2 separate regions of the Homo sapiens genome follow, and region 2 is linked to region 1. A link is an interaction called in ENCODE POLR2A ChIA-PET data of the cell type or tissue named here. Cell type or tissue: K562. All regions are shown on one strand. Links, peaks and the distances in the headings refer to the core of each region. The heading gives the core; the rest is flanking DNA.

What was found. ChIA-PET counts read pairs that join two places held together with the same protein. Peaks named below come from ENCODE experiments on the same cell type or tissue, not always from the same donor. Only the 100,000 strongest peaks of a DNase experiment are listed, where the experiment ranks them.
Region 2: POLR2A ChIA-PET joins it to region 1 with 5 read pairs; 2 of 35 experiments call an interaction of 5 or more read pairs at or near these places.

What each region holds. Positions count from the first base shown.
Region 1 is chr1:9,928,057-9,930,556 of GRCh38, reverse strand. LZIC (leucine zipper and CTNNBIP1 domain containing) reads left to right here. Exons shown (of 8, transcript NM_032368.5): 8 at 100-2,500. The coding sequence ends at 158. Among named protein-coding and RNA genes, the nearest start is that of LZIC, 14 kb to the left of the region's middle. RefSeq lists an enhancer at 2,234-2,500. In K562, for the core only: no CTCF peak of the experiment used is centred there; DNase peaks (open chromatin) are centred at 1,026 and 1,436; H3K4me3 peaks cover 279 bases.
Region 2 is chr1:10,994,154-11,010,435 of GRCh38, reverse strand. No RefSeq gene overlaps it. Among named protein-coding and RNA genes, the nearest start is that of TARDBP, 10 kb to the left of the region's middle. In K562, for the core only: no CTCF peak of the experiment used is centred there; no DNase peak of the experiment used is centred there.

The DNA.
Region 1 (2,500 bases), core at 1-2,500:
CTGTTTTAATATCTATATGATAGATTTTTTCCCACTTTACCAGGAATTGCAACTGCACTTGAAATAATCTTTTTGTTTATTATGTGTCTTTTTTCTTAGGCTCTGGAGACAAAATTCTTGCTCTGGCAAGTTTTGAGGTTGAAAAAACAAAAAAATGACATGGTGCAGAAGCTTGTAACATTGATCACATTCTTAATGTAAATGGTGTCTTTCTTCTGGGGTTTTCAGTTATTGCAAAGAAATGAAGAGATTCTGGAAATGCATCAATAACCTAAGAAAAAGCGACATAAAAATATACTTATGGCTTGTGTTTATGCTCTTCATCATTGTGCGTTGTGTGCGGTTACCTGCTTGAGTGATCCTGAACTTGTTGCGACAGAGGGACTCACTGGACTCTGTTCGTTATGATTTGTCTGTTTAAGAGAGAAAACAAAGTGGACTTGATTTTTATTAAGGCTGTTTGTTTTTAAGTGTTGATAGTGAACGAAAAGATGTGAAGTAATGATATTTTTCTGCTTACAACTTATCCCCACTCATTGGAGTGAACAGTGACGCAAGCTCAATAGACTTCATAAGTGTTCATAGAATTTTACAATTCTGAGTGATCTTAGAAATCATTTCTGTTTTTACAAACAAGGAAACTGAGGTCCAGAAAGAGCAAGCGACTTTGCTTAAAGTCGCATCAGAGAGCTGAGGGTAAGACTCAGGTGTCCTGACTCCCAGTTTAGTATCTTTTGAATTTTATTTCTGTACCATTTAAAAAAAATAATTAACACTATTTGTGCAAGTCAGTGTTTTTGAAAATTCAGTGTCCCAATAAAAAGTGGACTGCACACTAAGGGACCATCCCCCAGCCTGTAAGCTGTCTGTATTAATGGGGCCCGTTGTATCTCGGAATTTTGAGGTTGGAACAATGGGAGCCCTGTTGAGCGTTTCCTAAAGTGACTTAGCCGCCTGCGTTGTTTGACCAGGGAAGCAACAGGAAATGGCAGCTAGAGGCCCTCCCTGTGCGTGACCTCTTGTCACACTCAGAGGGGGGTAACTGTCAGCTGTTATCTACTCTTCAGGTTTTGGAGAAACACAAAATAAGTTATGAGGAAAAGCAAATTTCTCTCCTGAGTATTTACATGTCTCTGTATGCTCAAATATGCAGATGTGTCCCTATGCGTGTATATTAGCTTATTTTTTAGGCTCTAGCCATTTTATATTCTTTCATGTGCTTCTCAATATTCTTTTTCTTTGCACTTTATACAAATTAAAAGCATTTTTAAAGCTTCTTCTGTACTGTAAACTACTAGGTGCTTTGCCAACCAGACAGATTAGAGGACCTCCGCTACACTGATGCCTTATTTGGAACTTAAAAGAGGTGAAATTCATATATCATAAAATTCACCATTTTAAAGTGTACCATTCGTTGGCAGAACATTTACAGTGGTGTGCAACCATCACTACTCTCTAGTTGCAGAACATTCTTATCACCCCCAAAGGAGGCCCTATACCTATTAAGCAGTTAGTCCCCATTCCCTTCTCCTCCGACTGCTAACAATAGCCACTAATCTGCACCCTGTCTCTGTGGATTTACCTATTCTGGATATTTCATATAAATGGAATCATATGATATGTGACCTTTTTATGTATCTGGCTTCTTTCACTTAGCATAATATTTTCTTTTCTTTTTTTTTTTTTTTTTGAGACAGAGTTTTACTCTTATTGCCCAGGCTGGAGTGCAATGGCGCAATCTCAACCTCCGCCTCCCAGGTTCAAGAGATTCTCCTGCCTCAGCTTCCCAAGTAGCTGGGATTACTAGTGTGTACCACCACGCCCAGCTAATTTTTGTACCTTTAGTATAGAGACAGGGTTTCACCATGTTGGCCCAGCTGGTCCTGAGCTGACCTCAGGTGATCCAACTGCCTCGGCCTCCCAAAGTGCTGGGATTATAGGTGTGAGCTACCACACCGGGACATCATCATATTTTCAAGTTTAACCAACATTATAGCATGTATCAGTACTTTATTCCTTTTTATGGCTAAATAATATTCCATTGTATGGATATCATATTTTGTTTATCCGGTATCTGTTGATGATTTGGGTTGTTTCCTTCTTTTGGCTATTGTGAATAATGCTTCAGTGAACATTTGTGTACAAATATTTGTTTGAATACCTGTTTTCAATTTTTTTGGGTGTACACCTAGGAATGGAATTGCTGCGTTTGTTGTTGTGTTGTTGTTGTTGTCGTTGTTTTTTGAGATGGAGTTTCACTCTGTTGCCCAGGCTGGAGTGCAATGGCGTGATCTCGGCTCACCACAACTTCTGCCTCCCAGGTTCAAGCGATTCTCCTGCCTCAGCCTCCCGAGTAGCTGGGATTAAGGCATGCGCCACCACACCTGGCTAATTTTGTGTTTTTAGTAGAGATGGGGTTTCTCCATGTTGGTCAGGCTGGTCTCGAACTCCTGACCTTAGGTGATCCACCCGCCTCAACCTCCCAGAGTGCTGGGATGAT
Region 2 (16,282 bases), core at 2,300-4,799, 1.1 Mb before region 1:
AAACGATCCTCTCACCTTAGCCTCCGGAGTAGCTTGGACCACAGGTGCACACCACCACACTCAGCCAATTTTTTATATTTTTTGTAGAGACAGGGTCTTGACATGTTACCCAAGCTGGCCTCCAACTCCTGAGCTCAAGCGATCCATCTGCCTCAGCCTCCCAAAGTGCTGGGATTACAGGCGTGAGCCACCATACCCAGCAGAGAAGTCGGTTTTATCACTCCCATTTTACAGAAGAAAAACCTGAGGCTCAGAGACCATATGACAGGCCTGAGGTCATACAGTTGCTCAAGGATGTCACCTAGCCCATAAATTGCTGTCCCAGGTTGGTCAGACCCTAAACCTCTGCACTATGTCCACCACACTGGCCACTTTCTGTCACAAGACTGAGACCGAGGTATTTAGTGCGGGTAGTGCTGTGGAGTCCTGGACACTAGCTCCAAGTGGGCAGAGCTGGGTATGCAGAAGTTCCTAGAGACAGGTCACACAGGAACATGACCCCAAAGGCTGGCCCTTCTCCTAAGAAGTTTTCAGGCTAGTTGGGAGGACAAGCAAACACTGTCTCAAAGAAGGTAAGTAACTCAGGAAGATAATTATAAGGCCAGAGGGAGACTGGACCACAGATCTTCCTGCTCCTATCTCAGTTGTCTCTGGGATTCAGCTTTACAGCACTGATTGTCAAAAGTTGTTTGAAACACAACATTTTTTTTTTTCAAGACAGAGTCTTGCTCTGTCGCCCAGGCTGGAGTGCAGTGGCACAATCTTAGCTCACTGCAACCTCTGCCTCCCGGGTTCAAGCTATTTTCCTGCCTCAGCCTCCCAAGTAGCTAGGACTGCAGGCGTGTACCACCCCACCTGGCTAATTTTTGTATTTTTCGTAGAGACGAGGTTTCACCATGTTGGCCAGGCTAGTCTCCAACTCCTGACCTCAAGCAATCCTCCCGCCTCAGCCTCCCAAAGTACTGGGATTACAGGCATGAGCCACTGTGCCTGGCCCAGGCCCTGGTTTTCAACTGGGTCACTTGGGGACTTACCTTCTCCCCTTCCATCAACCCCCTTGAATTCTCCCAGCTCATCAGCTCCATGAGGCAAACAGGACACAGCTCCACAACATTCCTGAAAACTGAAAGAAGCCTGGGCGCGGTGGCTCACGCCTGTAATCCCAGCACTTTGGGAGGCCGAGGTGGGTGGATCACCAGAGGTCAGGAGTTCAAGGCCAACATTGTGAAACCCCGTCTCTACTAAAAATACAAAAAATTAGCAGGGCATTGTGGCAGGCACCTGCAATCGCAGCTACTCCAGAGGCTGAGACAGGAGAATCGCTTGAACCCGGGAGGCAGAGGTTGCAGTGAGCCAAGATCACACCATTGCACTCCAGCCTGGGCAACAAGAGTGAAACTCTGTCTCAAAAGAAAAAAAAAAAAAAGACAAAACTGAAAGAAATACTAGGGCAATAATGATACATAGATTTATTTATTTATTTATTTATTTTTTGAGACGGAGTCTTGCTCTGTCACCCAGGCTGGAGTGCAGTGGCCCAATCTCGGCTCACTGCAAGCTCCACCTCCCGGGTTCACGCCATTCTCCTGCCTCAGCCTCCCAAGTAGCTGGGACTACAGGTGCCCGCCACCACGCCCGGCTAATTTTTTGTATTTTTAGTAGAGACGGGGTTTCACCGTGTCTCAGTCTCCTGAGCTCGTGATCTGCCCGCCTCCGCCTCCCAAAGTGCTGGGATTACAGGCGTGAGCCACTGTGCCCGGCCCTATTTATTTATTTATTTATTTATTTATTTATTTATTTATGTAGGTGTGCACCACCACATCTGGCTAATTAAAAAAACTTTTTTGTAAAGACAGGGTCTCATTATGTTGCCTAGGCTGGTTATGAATTCCTTGCCTCAAGTGATCCTTTCACCTTGGCATTCCCACATGCTAGAATTACAGGCACATACCACCACCCAGCCAATAAAGATATTTAAATAAAAGTAACTTTAGGGCCGGGAGTGGTGGCTCACACCTGTAATCCCAGCACTTTGGGAGGCCGAGGCGGGCGGATCATGTGAGGTCGGGTTCAGCCTGACCAACATGGAGAAACCCTGTCTCTACTAAAAATACAAAATTAGCCGGGCGTGGTGGCGCATGCCTCTAATCTCAGCTACTTGGGAGGCTGAAGCAGGAGAATCACTTGAAACCAGGAGGCGGAGGTTGCAGTGAACCAAGACTGAGACATTGTACCCCAGCCTGGGCAACAAGAGCGAAACTCCATCTCAAAAAAAAAAAAGTAGCTTTAGGCTAGGCACAGTAGCTCACACCTGTAATCCCAGCACTTTGGGAAGCCGAGGCAGACAGATCACTTGAGCCCAGGAGTTCGAGACCAGCCTGGGCAACATGGTGAAACCCCATCTCTACAAAAAATGCAAAATTTAGCCGGACCTGGAGATGTACACCTGTGGTTACAGGTACTGGAGAGGCTGTGGTGGGAGGATCACTTGAGCCCAGGTGGCAGAGGTTGCAGTGAGCCAAGCTGTTGCACTCCAGCCTGGGCGACAAAGCAAGTAATAAAGTAATAAAGTAATAAAAATCTTTATTGTATCAAGATTAATTTCCTCTTCATCTCCATGTTTTTAGCTCCTGCCAAAATTAGAAGCTGCCTTCCCAAATAGTCTAGGTCTAATTTAGATTTTAAAAACAAATTTTTTACATTGAAATAATTTAAAATTTATGATAGAGTTCCAAGAATAGTGCAAAGCACTGCTGTGTTCCCTTCATCCAGATTCATCAACTGATTACATTATGTCACATTTGGTCTATCACTCACTCTCTCTAGACATGTAAATTAATAACATGGCTGGGCGCAGTGGCTCACGCCTGTAATCCCGCACTTTGGGAGACCAAGGTGGGCAAATCACCTCAGGTCTAGGAGTTCAAGATCAGCCTGGCCAACATGGTGAAACCCCATCTCTACTAAAAATACAAAAATTATCTGGGCATGGTGGCTCATGCCTGTATTCCCAGCTACTTGGGAGGCTGAAGTGGGAGAATCACTTGAACCCAGGAGGCAAAGGTTGCAATGAGCTGAGATGACGCCACTGCACTCCAGCCGGGGCAACAAAACGAGACTCCATCTCAAAAAAAAAATTAATTAATAACATATATGTTCTTACTTATCCATTGAGATTAATGACAGACTGCGTGCCCCTTTGCCTCTAAAAAGTTTGTCTTTCCTAAGGACAAAGACATTCTCTTACACAATCACAATACTGTTATCAAATTCGGGATTTTAACATTAATGTAACACTCTTTTCTAATATACAACCATTTTAAAATTTGGCCCTTCCCGCCCCCGCAGAAAAAGAAACAAAAACAGGTTGCTGTGGTGGCTCACACCTGTAATCCCAGCACTTTAGAAGGCTGAGGTGGGTGGGCAGATCCCTTGAGCCCAGGAGTTAGAGGCCTAGCCTGGGCAACATGGTGAAACCCCATCTCTACAAAAAAAAAAAAAAAAAAATAAGCCGGGCATGGTGGTTCACACCTGTAGTCCCAGCTCCTTGGGTGGTTGAGGTGGGAGAATCACCTGAGCCTGGGGAGGTCGAGGCTGCAGTGAGCAGTGATCACATCACTGCACTCCAGCCTGGGTGACAAGAGTGAGACCCTGTCTCAAGAAAAAAAAAAAAAAGAAAGAAACAAAAACAAAACATGTCCTTTGAATAATTTTTCTTTTTTTTTTTGAGATGGAGTCTCGCTCTGTCGCCCAGGCTGGAGGGCAGTGGCGCGATCTTGGCTCACTGCAAGCTCCGCCTCTCGGGTTCACGCCAATCTCCTGCCTCAGCCTCCTGAGTAGCTGGGACTACAGGCGCCTGCCACCACGCCCGGCTAATTTTTTTGTTTTATTTTTAGTAGAGACAGGGTTTCATCGTGTTAGCCAGGATGGTCTTCATCTCCTGACCTTGTGATCAGCCCGCCTCGGCCTCCCAAAGTGCCTTTGAGTAATTTTTCTCTCTGATCTAGGATCCAATCCAGGAACATTGTATTCCATCATTGTGGCTCTTTCAACTCCTTCAATCTAGAACACTTTCTCAGCCTTTCTTTGTCTTTCATGCCATTGGCACTTTTGAAGAGTTCAGGCTTGCTTTGTTTTTGGAATGTCCCTCAATTTGGGGTTGCCTGATGTTTCCTCATGATTTGATTCAGATTATAAGTGTTTGGCCGGGCGCAGTGGCTCACACCTGTAATCCCAGCACTTTGAGAGGCCGAGGCAGGCAGATCACAGGGTCAGGAGATCGAGACCATCCTGGCTAACACAGTGAAACCCCGTCTCTACTAAAAATACAAAAATTAGCTGGGCACGTGCAGTGGTAGGCGACTGTAATCCCAGCTACTCGGGAGCTGAGGCAGGAGAATCACTTGAACCCGCAAGTTAGAGGTTGCAGTGGGCCGAGATCGTGCCATTGCACTCCAGTCTGGGTGACAGAGTGAGACTCCGTTTCAAAAAAAAAAAAAAGAAAGAAAAGAAAGTACATTTGCAGGGCGCTGTGGCTCATGCCTGTAATCCCAGCACTTTGAGAGGCCGAGGTGGGCGGATTGCAGTTGGAGACCAGCCTGGACAACATAACGAGACCTGTCTCTACAAAAATTAGCCAGGTGTGGTGGCATGCACCTGTAGTTCCAGCTACTCAGGAGGCTGTGGTGCCAAGAGGTAGAGGTTGTAGTGAGCCAAGACTGCACTATTGCACTCCAGCCTGGGCAACAGAGTGAGACCCCATCTCCCCCAATTACCCACCAAAAAGAAAGTAAATTGCAGACATCACAGCATTTCACTCCTAAATTCTTCATCCTGCTTCTCCTAAGAACAAGAATATTGTCCTTCATAACCACAATGATAATCATAAGAGAAAATGAATAATTATTTCCTGCTATCATCTAATACCTGGTCCACATTCAAATTTCTACAATTGTTCCCCTCAAATGTCTTTTATAGCTGTTTTCTTTTTCTTTTCTTTCTTTCTTTCCTTTTCTTTTTTTTTTTTTTTTTGAAACAGGTCTCACTCTGTCACCAAGGCTGGAGTGCAGTGACACAATCCTGGCTCACTGCAGCCTCGACCTCCGGGACTCAGATGATCCTCCCACCTCAGTCTCCTGGATAGCTGGGGCTACAGGTGCATCCCACCACACCAGGATATTTTTTTTGTATTTTTTATAGAGATGAGGTTTCACCATGTTGCCCAGGCTGGTCTCAAACTCCTGGGGTCAAGTGATCTGCCCGCCTCGGCCTCCAAAAGTGCTGGGATTACAGGTGTGAGTCCCTGCGCCCAGCCTGTATTTTCTTAAAATAGGATCCAATTAAGCTTCATGCATTACATTTGCTTAGTATGTCCATTAATCTTTTTAAAATCTAGAATAATCTCCCTATACAAGATACTGACTTTTGGAAGAGCTCTGGTCAGGTAGTTTGTAGAATGTCGCACCTTCTGAATTCATCTGGTTGCTTCCCTGTTGTATTACTCAGCACACTCCTCTATTCCCTATTTTTCCTGCATACTGGAAGTTAGATCTAAAGACACGATCACATCCAGGTTAAACACAATGGCCACAACACTTCTTGGGCAAAGCCTTGAATATCCCAATGCTCCTTATCAAGAGCCACATAATGTCTGGCTGTTTCACTTTTAGTGATGCTAAATTTGATCTCTCAATTAAGACTGTGACCACTGGCCGGGTGCGGTGGCTCACGCCTGTAATCCCAGCACTTTGGGAGGCCGAGGTGGGTGGATCATGAGGTCAGGAGATCGAGACCATCCTGGTTAACACGGTGAAACCCTGTCTCTACTAAAAATACAAAAAATTAGCCAGGTGTGGTGGTGGGCGCCTGTAATCCCAGCTACTCGGGAGGCTGAGGCAGGAGAATGGCGTGAACCCGGGAGGTGGAGCTTGCAGTGAGCCGAGATCACGTCACTGCACTCCAGCCTGGGCGACAGAACGAGACTCCGTCTCAAAAAAAAAAAAAAAAAAAAGACTGTGACCACTAGATCTCTCCACGGAAAAGATGTATTTCCCCCCTTTGCAAAATTCCAGTAATCTCTAGATGATACATTGGCACAGGGCAAACATCCCATTTCACTACATCCTTTCACCTAATGGTTTAGCATCCACTGATGATCCTTGCCTTACTCTGTTATTTTATTGGGGGTTACAAAATGGAAAGTTTTATTTGCTTTTATTTTTTATTTTATTTATTTACTTATTTATTTTTGAGACGGGGTCTTGCTCTGTTGCCCAGGCTAGAGTGCAGTGGCACGATCTTGGCTCACTGCAACCTCTGCCTCCCAGGTTCAAGTGATTCTCCTGCCTCAGCCTCCCAAGTAGCTGGGACTACAGGCACCTGCCACTGCACCCAGCTAATTTTTGTATTTTTAGTAGAGATGGGGTTTCACCATCTTGGCCAGGCTGGTCTCAAACTCCTGACCTCGTGATCTACCCGCCTTGGCCTCTCAAAGTGCTGGGATTACAGGGGTGAGCCATCACGCCCAGTCTGTTTTTATTTTTATTTTTTTAGGGATAGGGTCTCACTCTGTCGCTCACCTTGGAGTGCAGTGGTGCAATCATGGCTTACCACAGCCTTGGCCTCCTGGGCTGAAGCGATCCTCCTGCCTCATCTTCCAGAGTAGCTGGGGCTACAAGTGCACCACCATGTCTGGCTAATTTTTTTTATTTTTAAAATTTTTTGTAGAGATGGGGTCTTCCTACGTTGCCCAGATTGGTCTCATGTTCTTGGCCCTAAGCGATCCTCCCGTCTCGGCCTCCCAATGTGCTGGGATTACTGGCATGAGTCAACTCTTCTCCGGTACGTCTATATTCTTTTGTAAAGAATTTTCCTTCATCACCTGGAGATGAACCACAGTTCCTCCTAACTGCTTAATCCTTTATCAATTTTCAGGATAGACTGACACAATAATCACCTCCAATAGTGACAAATTAATTGTATTTTTTTCTTGTTTAAAAATAGTCACGGCTGGGTGCAGTGGCTTAGGCCTATAATCCTAGCACTTTGGAAGCTGAGGCAGGTAGATTGCTAGAGCCCAGGAGTTCAAGACCAGCCTGTACAACATAGGGAGACCCCATCTCTACAGAAAATTTAAAAACTAGCCAGATGTGGTGGTGCACACCTGTAGTCCCAGCTACTTGGGAGGCTGAGGTGGGAGAATCAGTTGAGCCGGGAGGCGAAGGTTGCAGTGAGCCAAGATCATGCCACTGCACTCCAGCCTAGGAGACAGAGTGAGACCCTGTCTCAAAACTAATAATAATAATAATAATCACTATGAACTCTTGCATTTTTATTTATTTAGTGTTTCAAAATAGGTTATAGTCATTAATGTTTCTAATGATCACATTATTTTACTCAGGCTCTGTGGAAACCCTTTAAACTGACTCTAAGTCCATTGGATGTGTCTCTATTAGCCTTTGAGCACATTCTTGCCTTCTGGACCACCAAGATGTACCGGGCTTGTCTTATATTTTCCCTGCTGTATCCCTGGAATCAGCCATTCCTCAAAGGATCTATGGTTTTTTGTTTTGTTTTGTTTTGTTTTGTTTTGTTTTGTTTTGTTTTGTTTGAAACGAAGTCTCGCTCTGTCACCCAGGCTGGAGTGCAATGGTGTGATCTCAGCTCACTGCAACCTCCACCTCCCAGGTTCAAGTGATTCTCCTGCCTCAGCCTCCTGAGTAGCTGGGATTACAGGTACATGACACCACACCCGGCTAATTTTTGTATTTTTAGTAGAGACAGGGTTTCACCATGTTGGCCAGGCTGGTCTCAAATTCCTGATCACATGATCTGCCCACCTCGGCCTCCCAAAGTGCTGGGATTACAGGCGTGAGCCATCGTGCCCTGCCAATCTCTGGTTTCTTATAGTGGGAAAAACGATTTAGAAATCAGAATCAGGGCATTAGGTTGTTGTCAGAAGCATTTTTTTGTTTGTTTGTTTATTTTTTTGAGACGGAGTTTCGCTCTTGTCGCCTAGGCTGGAGTGCAATGGCGTGATCTCAGCTCACTGCAACCTCGGCCTCCCAGGTTCAAGCAATTATCCTGCCTCAGCTTCCCAAGTAGCTGGGATTATAGGCATGTGCCACCACACCCAGCTAATTTTTGTATTTTTAGTAGAGACGGGGTTTCACCATGTTGGTCAGGCTGGTTTCGAACTCCTGACCTCAGGTGACCCACCCACCTCAGCCTCCCAAAGTGCTGGGATTACAGGCATGAGCCACTGCGCCGGCCTTGTTTGTTCTTTGAGACAAGGTCTGGCTCTGTTGGTCAGGCTGGAGTGCAGTGGCCCAATCTTGGCTCACTATCACCTCTGCCTCATGGACTCAAGCCATCCTCTTACTTCAGCCTCCCTAGTAGCTGGAACTGCAGGCACACACCACCACACCCAGCTCTTTTTTTTTTTGTATTTTCAGTAGAGATGGGGTTTCACCATGTTTCCCAGCCTGGTGCTGAACTCATGAGCTCAAGCGATCTGACCACCTCAGCCTCCCAAAGTGCTGGGATTATAAGCATGAGCCACAGCACCCGGCCCACAAGTACTTTTGAAAGGTAAACTAATACTAAGGTAAGATATTTTTATTTTATCACGATTTACTTTCTTTTTTTTTTTTTTTTTGAGACGGAGTCTCACTCTGTCGCCCAGGCTGGAGTGCAGTGGCACAATCTCGGTTCACTGCAAGCTCCGCCTCCCAGGTTCACGCCATTCTCCTGCTTCAGCCTCCTGAGTAGCTGGGACTACAGGCACCCACCACCACGCCTGGCTAATTTTTTTGTATTTTTAGTAGAGACGGGGTTTCACCATGTTAGCCAGGATGGTCTCGATCTCCTGACCTCATGATCCAACCTCCTCGACCTCCCAAAGTGCTGGGATTGCAGGCGTGAGCCACTGCGCCTGGCTTACTTTCCTTTTAATTTAAGCATCTTAGCTGCCAAAATTAAGGTATGCCTCCCTTATTTGTTCTAGATCTTGGGTTTTTAAAACCATTTTTTGTAAAAAGCCAGTTAGTACATAAATACAAATAACAAAAAAACTGCAGTCTCTTGTTCTCCCCAGCCCCTTCCATATCCCTTATCAGAAGTAACCATTCTTTTAGTTGTTTCTTATGGATATACCTACATCTTTTAAAATAATAAATCTATCCTGCAATTAAAAAAAATTTTTTTGAGACAGGGTCTTGCTCTGTCACCCAGGCTAGAGTGCAGTGTCTCGATCTCAGCTCACTGCAACCTCTGCCTCCCGGGCTCAAGCCATCCTCCCACCTCAGCCTCCCCAGTAGCTGGGAATACAGACATGTGCTACCATGCCTGGCTAATTTTTGTATTTTTGCTAGAGATGGGGTTTTGCCATGTTTCTCAGGCTGGTCTCAAACTCCTGGGCTCAACCTTGGCCTCCCAAAGTGTTGGGGTTACAGGCATGAGACACCATGCCTGGCCTTATCCTGCAAAATTTTCATTTATTCAATTTAGAAAGTATCTACTGATTTCCTATTATGTCTAATGAGGGTTTTTTAGCTCACACTTCATTATCATTTCCTCCATCCTCTTAATATACTGATACCTAATATCACCATTTTTGGTTAAATACATATTCAATGTTTTCACTATTATGACTACATAAATTGTGTTCATGACTGAGACAAGTTTTATCTTTTCTTGTGCAACTTTACTTTTTCCTGGAGTTAATAATTGCCTTGCTTTTTCATTTGCTTTGTTCTCTTTGAACATCTAAATAATCATTTTATGCCCTCCAAAAGTTGTGTAAATGTCTTGAATAAGGTTTTCTTCATAGTCAAATCTGTCAGCTAGTTTGTGATTTTTTTGGGGGGGGACAGAGTCTTGCTCTGTTGCCCAAGCTGGAGTGCAGTGGCGTGATCTTGGCTCATTGCAACCTCCGCTTCCCAGGTTCAAGTGATTCTCCTGCCTCAGCCTCCCAAGTAGCTGGGATTACAGGTGTGCACCACCACACCTGACTAATTTTGTATTTTTTTAGTAGAGACGGGGTTTCACCCTGTTGGTCAGGCTGGTCTTGAACTCCTAACCTCAAGTGATCCACTCACCTTGGCCTCCCAAGGTGCTGAGATTACAGGTGAGAGCCACTGTGCCCAGCCAGATAGTTTGTAATTTTTATTTTTTTATTTCTTGGAGTCTTCATGCCTCCTTTCCTGGATTGCTTGCTGGAAATTGTATCAGTTGTCATCCTGGAGACTTCCTTACATGTCTGAAAATGGTCTTATTCCATTTACATGTCATTGGTAGTCCGGTTGCGTACAGAATTTTAGGTTGAAGGTCATTCATACTCAACACTTAGAAGATATTTTTCTGCTGGCGCCTAGCTTCTCTTATTGCTGTTAAGAAATCCATTGCATTCTTGGTCATTCACGTAATCTTCATTTTCTCTCTGGACTCTTTCATGATCTTACCGTATCATCCATTTTCTGAAATTCAAGATGGGCTGATCTGAAGGTAGTCAGTTATCTCAGTTGATCAGTTCAATTCTTTCCCCTTTTCTCACTACTGCACTTGACTAGTCTTAAAAAGAAAAAAAAAAGGGCTGGGCATGATGGCTCACACCTGTAATACCAGCACTTTGGGAGGCTAAGGTGGGTGGATCACCTGAGGTCAGGAGTTCGAGACCAGCCTGACCAACATGGTGAAACCCCATCTTTACTAAAAATACAAAATTAGCCAGGTGTGGTGGCACATACCTGTAATCCCAGCTACTTGGGAGGCTGAGGCAGGAGAATTGCATGAACCCAGGAGGTGGAGGTTGCAGTGAGCTGAGATTGCACCATTGCACTCCAGCCTGGGCAACAACAAGAGTGAAACTCTGTCTCAAAAAAAAAAAAAAAAAAGAATGAAATTCAAGATGATGACTTGGTCTTCCTGAGTATCTTTTTTCATTCATTGTTCTGGGCATATGGTGATCTTTTTGTTATAGAGATTTTTGTCCTTCAATTCTGGGAAAGTTTGTTGTATTATTTCTTTGACAGCTTTTTCCCCAATGATTCCTTGGTTCTCTCTTTCTGAAATTCCTGTTAGCTATTGACTTTCCTACAATGATGCATCATTTTTGAAAATCTTTTTTCTTTTGTTGTTACAATTTTAAAAATTCTACTTTCTGTGAAATTTCCCCAATTTTACCTTCAATATTTTTATTATTATTGTATTTATTTATTCATTCTTTTTTTTTTTTTTGAGATGTAGTCTTGCTCTGTCACCCAGGCTGGAGTGCAGTGGCACAATCTTGGCTCACTGCAACCTCTGCCTCCCGGGTTCAAGTGATTCTCCTGCCTCAGCCTCCTGAGTAGCTGCACTGCAGCTGCCCACCACCACGCCTGGCTAATTTTTGTGTTTGTAGTAGAGTCAGGGTTTCACCATGTTGGCCAGGCAGGTCTCAAACTCCTGGCCTCAGGTAATGCATCTGCATCAGCCTCCCAGAATGTTGAGATTACAGGCGTGAGCCACCGTGCCTGGCACACTGGGGTCTTCCTTTCACATTAGAGGCTCTCTTCTCTTTGTCCAAAATCCATAGCCCAACTCCTTGGACCTGTTGGAATATTTCACAGGAGATTGTTGTTTTGACTCCTTTTATTATTTCCCCTTGGGCAGAAATTGTGCGACCAAAGTGATAACATAATAATTTATTTGAGCATTTATATACCAGGCTCAGAGTTGGCAAATTTAATTCTTACCTCAACTCTATTTACCAAGTACTACTACTATTGACCTTCTCTGAGGAAACTGAGGCACAGAAAGGCCAAGTAACTTGGCCAGAGTCACATAGCCAGTCTGTGGCAAAGCTGAGGTCCTTGGTTCTAGAGCCCACGCTCCTAATCACCTCTAATCCATCTCCTTATTTGGAACCTGGGGGACAATTTGCTCTCTGTTCTTTATAGAAAACAACCACAACATTGTAACACCAGTTACTAAATGCCAGACACTGTTCTGAACACATTATCTGTATAGATTCCTTTAATCCCTAACGGGCCTATGAAGTAGGTACCATATTTAGTCCTATTTTACAAAGAACCTTCTAGAGGTTCAACTTACCCAAGATCACCAGATAGTGACAGCAGTGTCCGAATTTCAAATCTAGGCTGGGTGTGATGCCTCACGCCTGTAATACCAGTACTTTGGGAGGCCAAGGCAGGAGGATCGCTTGAGCCCAGGAGTTCTAGACCAGTCTGGGCAACATAGTAAGACCTCCATCTCTACAAAAAATTTAAAAATTAGCTGGGCGTCGTGGCATCTGCCTGTGATCCAAGCAACTCAGGAGGCTGAAGCAGGAGGATTGCTTGAGCCCAGGAGGTCAAGGCTGCAGTGAGCCATGATGGTGCCACCTCCAGCCTGGATGACAGTTCGAGACCCTGCCTTAAAAAAAATGAAAAAAGAATTTAAAATTTAGGTTTTCTGTCCCTGGAGATCTCACTTTCATTTTCCTTTCTGGGCCTTAGGAGCAGAGTGGAGTTTATTGCCCTCATCAGTTCATGGCCCACCACCCTCCTCAGCCTGGGCAAAGCCTGGCTTATTTTATTTCATTATTTTCTTTTTGTTTTTGAGACAGAGTTTCTCTGTCACCCAAGTTGGAGTGCAGTGGCGCTATCTCGGCTCACTGCAAACTCCACCTCCTGGGTTCAGGTGATTCTCCCACCTCAGCCTCCCAAGTAGCTGGGATCGCAGGCACGCACCACCATGCCTGGCTAATTTTTGTATTTTTTGTAGAGACAGAGTTTCACCATGTTGCTCAGGCTGGTCTCTAACTCCTGGGCTCAAGCAATCCTCCTGCCTTGGCCTCCCAAAGTGCTGGGATTCTAGGCATGTGCCACTGCGCCTGACCTATTTCATTATTTTCTCCAGTTACTCCCAACCCCTAGTCCCTCTCCCCTCCCCCTCCTAGGCCCTCACTAGGGTGTTCATCTGTCTTTGAATCTGCATGTGTCTGTATAAAGCATGCACAGTTGTTCTGTGGGTGTACTTAGCAATAACCAGACATTTATTCAGCACCTACCATGGTGCCTGCCAGGTGTTACCCTAGATCAGGGAGCAACAAACCACAGCCGATTGCCAGCTTTTATACAACCTGCAAGCCAAAAATGGTATATATATATATATATATATATATATATATATATATATATATTTCTTTTTCGAGATGGAGTCTTGCCCTGTTGCCCAGGCTGGAGTGCAATGGTGCCATCTCAGCTTACTGCAACCTTCGCCTCCTGGGTTCAAGTGATTCTCCTGCCTCAGCCTCCCCAGTAGCTGGGACTACAGGTGCCTGCCACCACGCCCAGCTAATTTTTTTTTTGTATTTTTAGTAGAGACGGAGTTTCACCATGTTTGCCAGGCTGGTCTTGAACTCCTGACCTCAAGTGATCCGCCTGCCTCGGCCTTCCAAGGTGTTGGGATTACAAGCGAGAGCCAATGCACCCGGCCAGTTTTTACATCTTTAAATGGCTGAAAAAAAAATCAAAAGAATACAGTTTTGTGACACCTGAAAATTATATGAAATTCAAGTATCAGTATCCATGTCTAAGTTTTACTGGTGCACAGCCACACTCATTTTTTTGTTTGTTTTTTTTTGAGATGGAGTCTTGCTCTGTTGCCCAGGCTGGAGTGCAGTGGTGTGATCTCAGCTCACTGCAACCTCCGCCTGCTGGGTTCAAGCGATTCTCCTTCCTCAGCCTCCTGAGTAGCTGGGATTACAGGTGTGCGCCACCACGCCTGGCTAATTTTTGTATTTTTAGTAGAGACGGGGTTTCTCCATGTTGGCCAGGCTGGTCTCAAACTCCTGACCTCAGATGATCCACCTGCCTTGGCCTCCCAAAGTGCTAGGATTACAGATGTGAGCCACCGCACTGGGCCCACGCTCATTTTTTATGTACATCTCTGGTTGCTTTCACGCCACATTGGCAGAATTGAGTAGTTACAGCAGAGATTGTATGGCACAAAGCTGAAAATACTGACTGTCTGGCCCTTTACAGAAAAAAGAAAATTACTGACCAGTGCTCTAGAGGTTGGGGATACTCTAGGGAACGTATGTGTTTAATTTATATAAATAGAATGATGGTTTAACTGGGGCCGGGGAGCAAATTCAATCTGGGATTTTTGAGAGTGACAGAGAGGCTATTAATTACTGGGACAACTTGGGGTCAACTATCTGTCTCTGGAAAGCAAGGATGCATGATTATCTCTCTCTAACCCTCATTCTGCCCAAGATCACTGGCTTTGCTTGTTGTATTTTAAGAATGTGTTGGCTGGGCATGGTGGCTCAACCCTGTAATCCCAGCACTCTGGGAGGCTGAGGAGGGCGGATCACCTGAGGTCAGGAGTTCGAGATCAGCCTGGCCAAGGTGATGAAACCCTGTCTCTACTAAAAATGCAAAAAATTAGCCAGGCATGGTGGTGGGAGCCTGACAGAGCGAGACTCCGACTCAAAAAAAAAAGAATTTGTTGGCTAGGCATGGTGGCTCACACTTGTAATCCCAGCACTTTGGGAGGCCAAGGTGGGATGACTGCTTGGCCTCAGGAGTTGGAGGCCAGCCTGGGCAACATAGCAAAACCTAATCTCTACTAAAAATACAAAAATTGGCTGGGCGTGGTGGCTCATGCTTATAATTCTAGCACATTGGGAGGCTGAGACAGGTGGATCACCTGAGGCCAGCAGTTCGAGACCAGCCTGGCCAACATGGTGAAACCCCAACTCTACTGAAAATACAAAAATTAGCTGGGCATGGTGGCACACACCTGTAATCCCAGCTACTTGGGAGGCTGAGGCAGGAGAATCGCTTGAACTGGGGAGGTGGAGGTTGCAGTGAGCTGAGATTGTGCCACTGCACTCCAGCCTGAGTGACAGAGCAAGACTCTGTTTTAAAGAAACAAAACAAAACAAAACAAAAATTAGCCAGGTGTAGCATTGTGAGCCTGCAGTCCCAGCTACCTTGGAGGCTGAGGTAGGAGCTTTACTTAAACCCAGAAAGTTAAGGCTTCAGTGAGCTTTGACAGTGTCACTGTATTTCAGCCTGGGCGACAGAGCAAGATGCTGTCTCAGAAAAAAAAAAAACAAAATTTCTCTGGGTTGTAGCCCTAGAATAGGACTCAGCAAACTATAGCCCATAGGCCAAATCTGGGGCATGGCAGTTTCTGTACAGTCAGCAAGCTAATTTTTAAATGACTGGGGTAAAAAATCAAAAGAAGAATCATATTTTGTGACACATTAAAATGACATGGAGGCCTGGCATGGTGGCTCACACTTGTAATCCCAGAACTTTGGGAGGCCAAGGTGGTAGGATCACTTGAAGCCAGGAATTCAAGACCAGCTTGGCCAACATGGTGAAACCCGTCTCTATTAAAAATACAAAAAATTAGCCGGGCATGGTGGTGTGCACCTATAATCCCAGCTACTCAGGAGGCTGAGATACAAGAATCGCTTGAATCCGGGAGGTGGAGGTTGCAGTGAGCCAAGATTGCACCACTGCACTCCAGCCTGGGCAACAGAGTAGAGTCTGTTTCAGAAAAAAAAAGAAAAAGAAAATGACATAGAGTTCACATTTCAATGTCCATAAAGGTTTTGGAACAGCCCCACCCACTCATTTGCATATTATCTAAGACTGTAGCAGTGTCTTTGTGGTCTGCAAAGCCTAAAATATTTCCTATCTGGCAGGGTGCCGTGGCTCACGCCTGTAATCCCAGCACTTTGGGAGGCCAAGGCGGGCGCATCACGAGGTCAGTAGATTGAGACCAGCCTGGCCAACATGGTGAAACCCCGTCTCTACTAAAAATACAAAAATTAGCTGGGCATGGTGGCGTGTGCCTGTAATCCCAGCTACTTGGGAGGCTGAGGCATGAGAATAGCTTGAACCAGGGAGTCGGAGGTTGCAGAGAGTTGGAGGTTGCACTGCACTCCAGCCTGGCGACAGAGCGAGACTCCGTCTCAAAATAAATAAATAAATAAAAATAAAATAACGATTTTTTTTAAAGCAGATTGGTCATTTTATTTTATTTATTTATTTTTCTGAGACAGGGTCTCCCTCTGTCACCCAGGCTGGAGTGCAGCGGTGTGATCACAGCTCACTGTAGCTTTGACCTTTCCGGGCTCAGGTTATCCTCCCACTTCAGCCTCCCAGGTAGCTGAAACTACAGGTGTACACCACCATACCTGGCTAATTTTTGTAATTTTTGTAGCGACAGGGTTTTCCCAGGCTGGTCTTCCTGTTTTCAACAGGTTTTCCTGTTGCCCAGG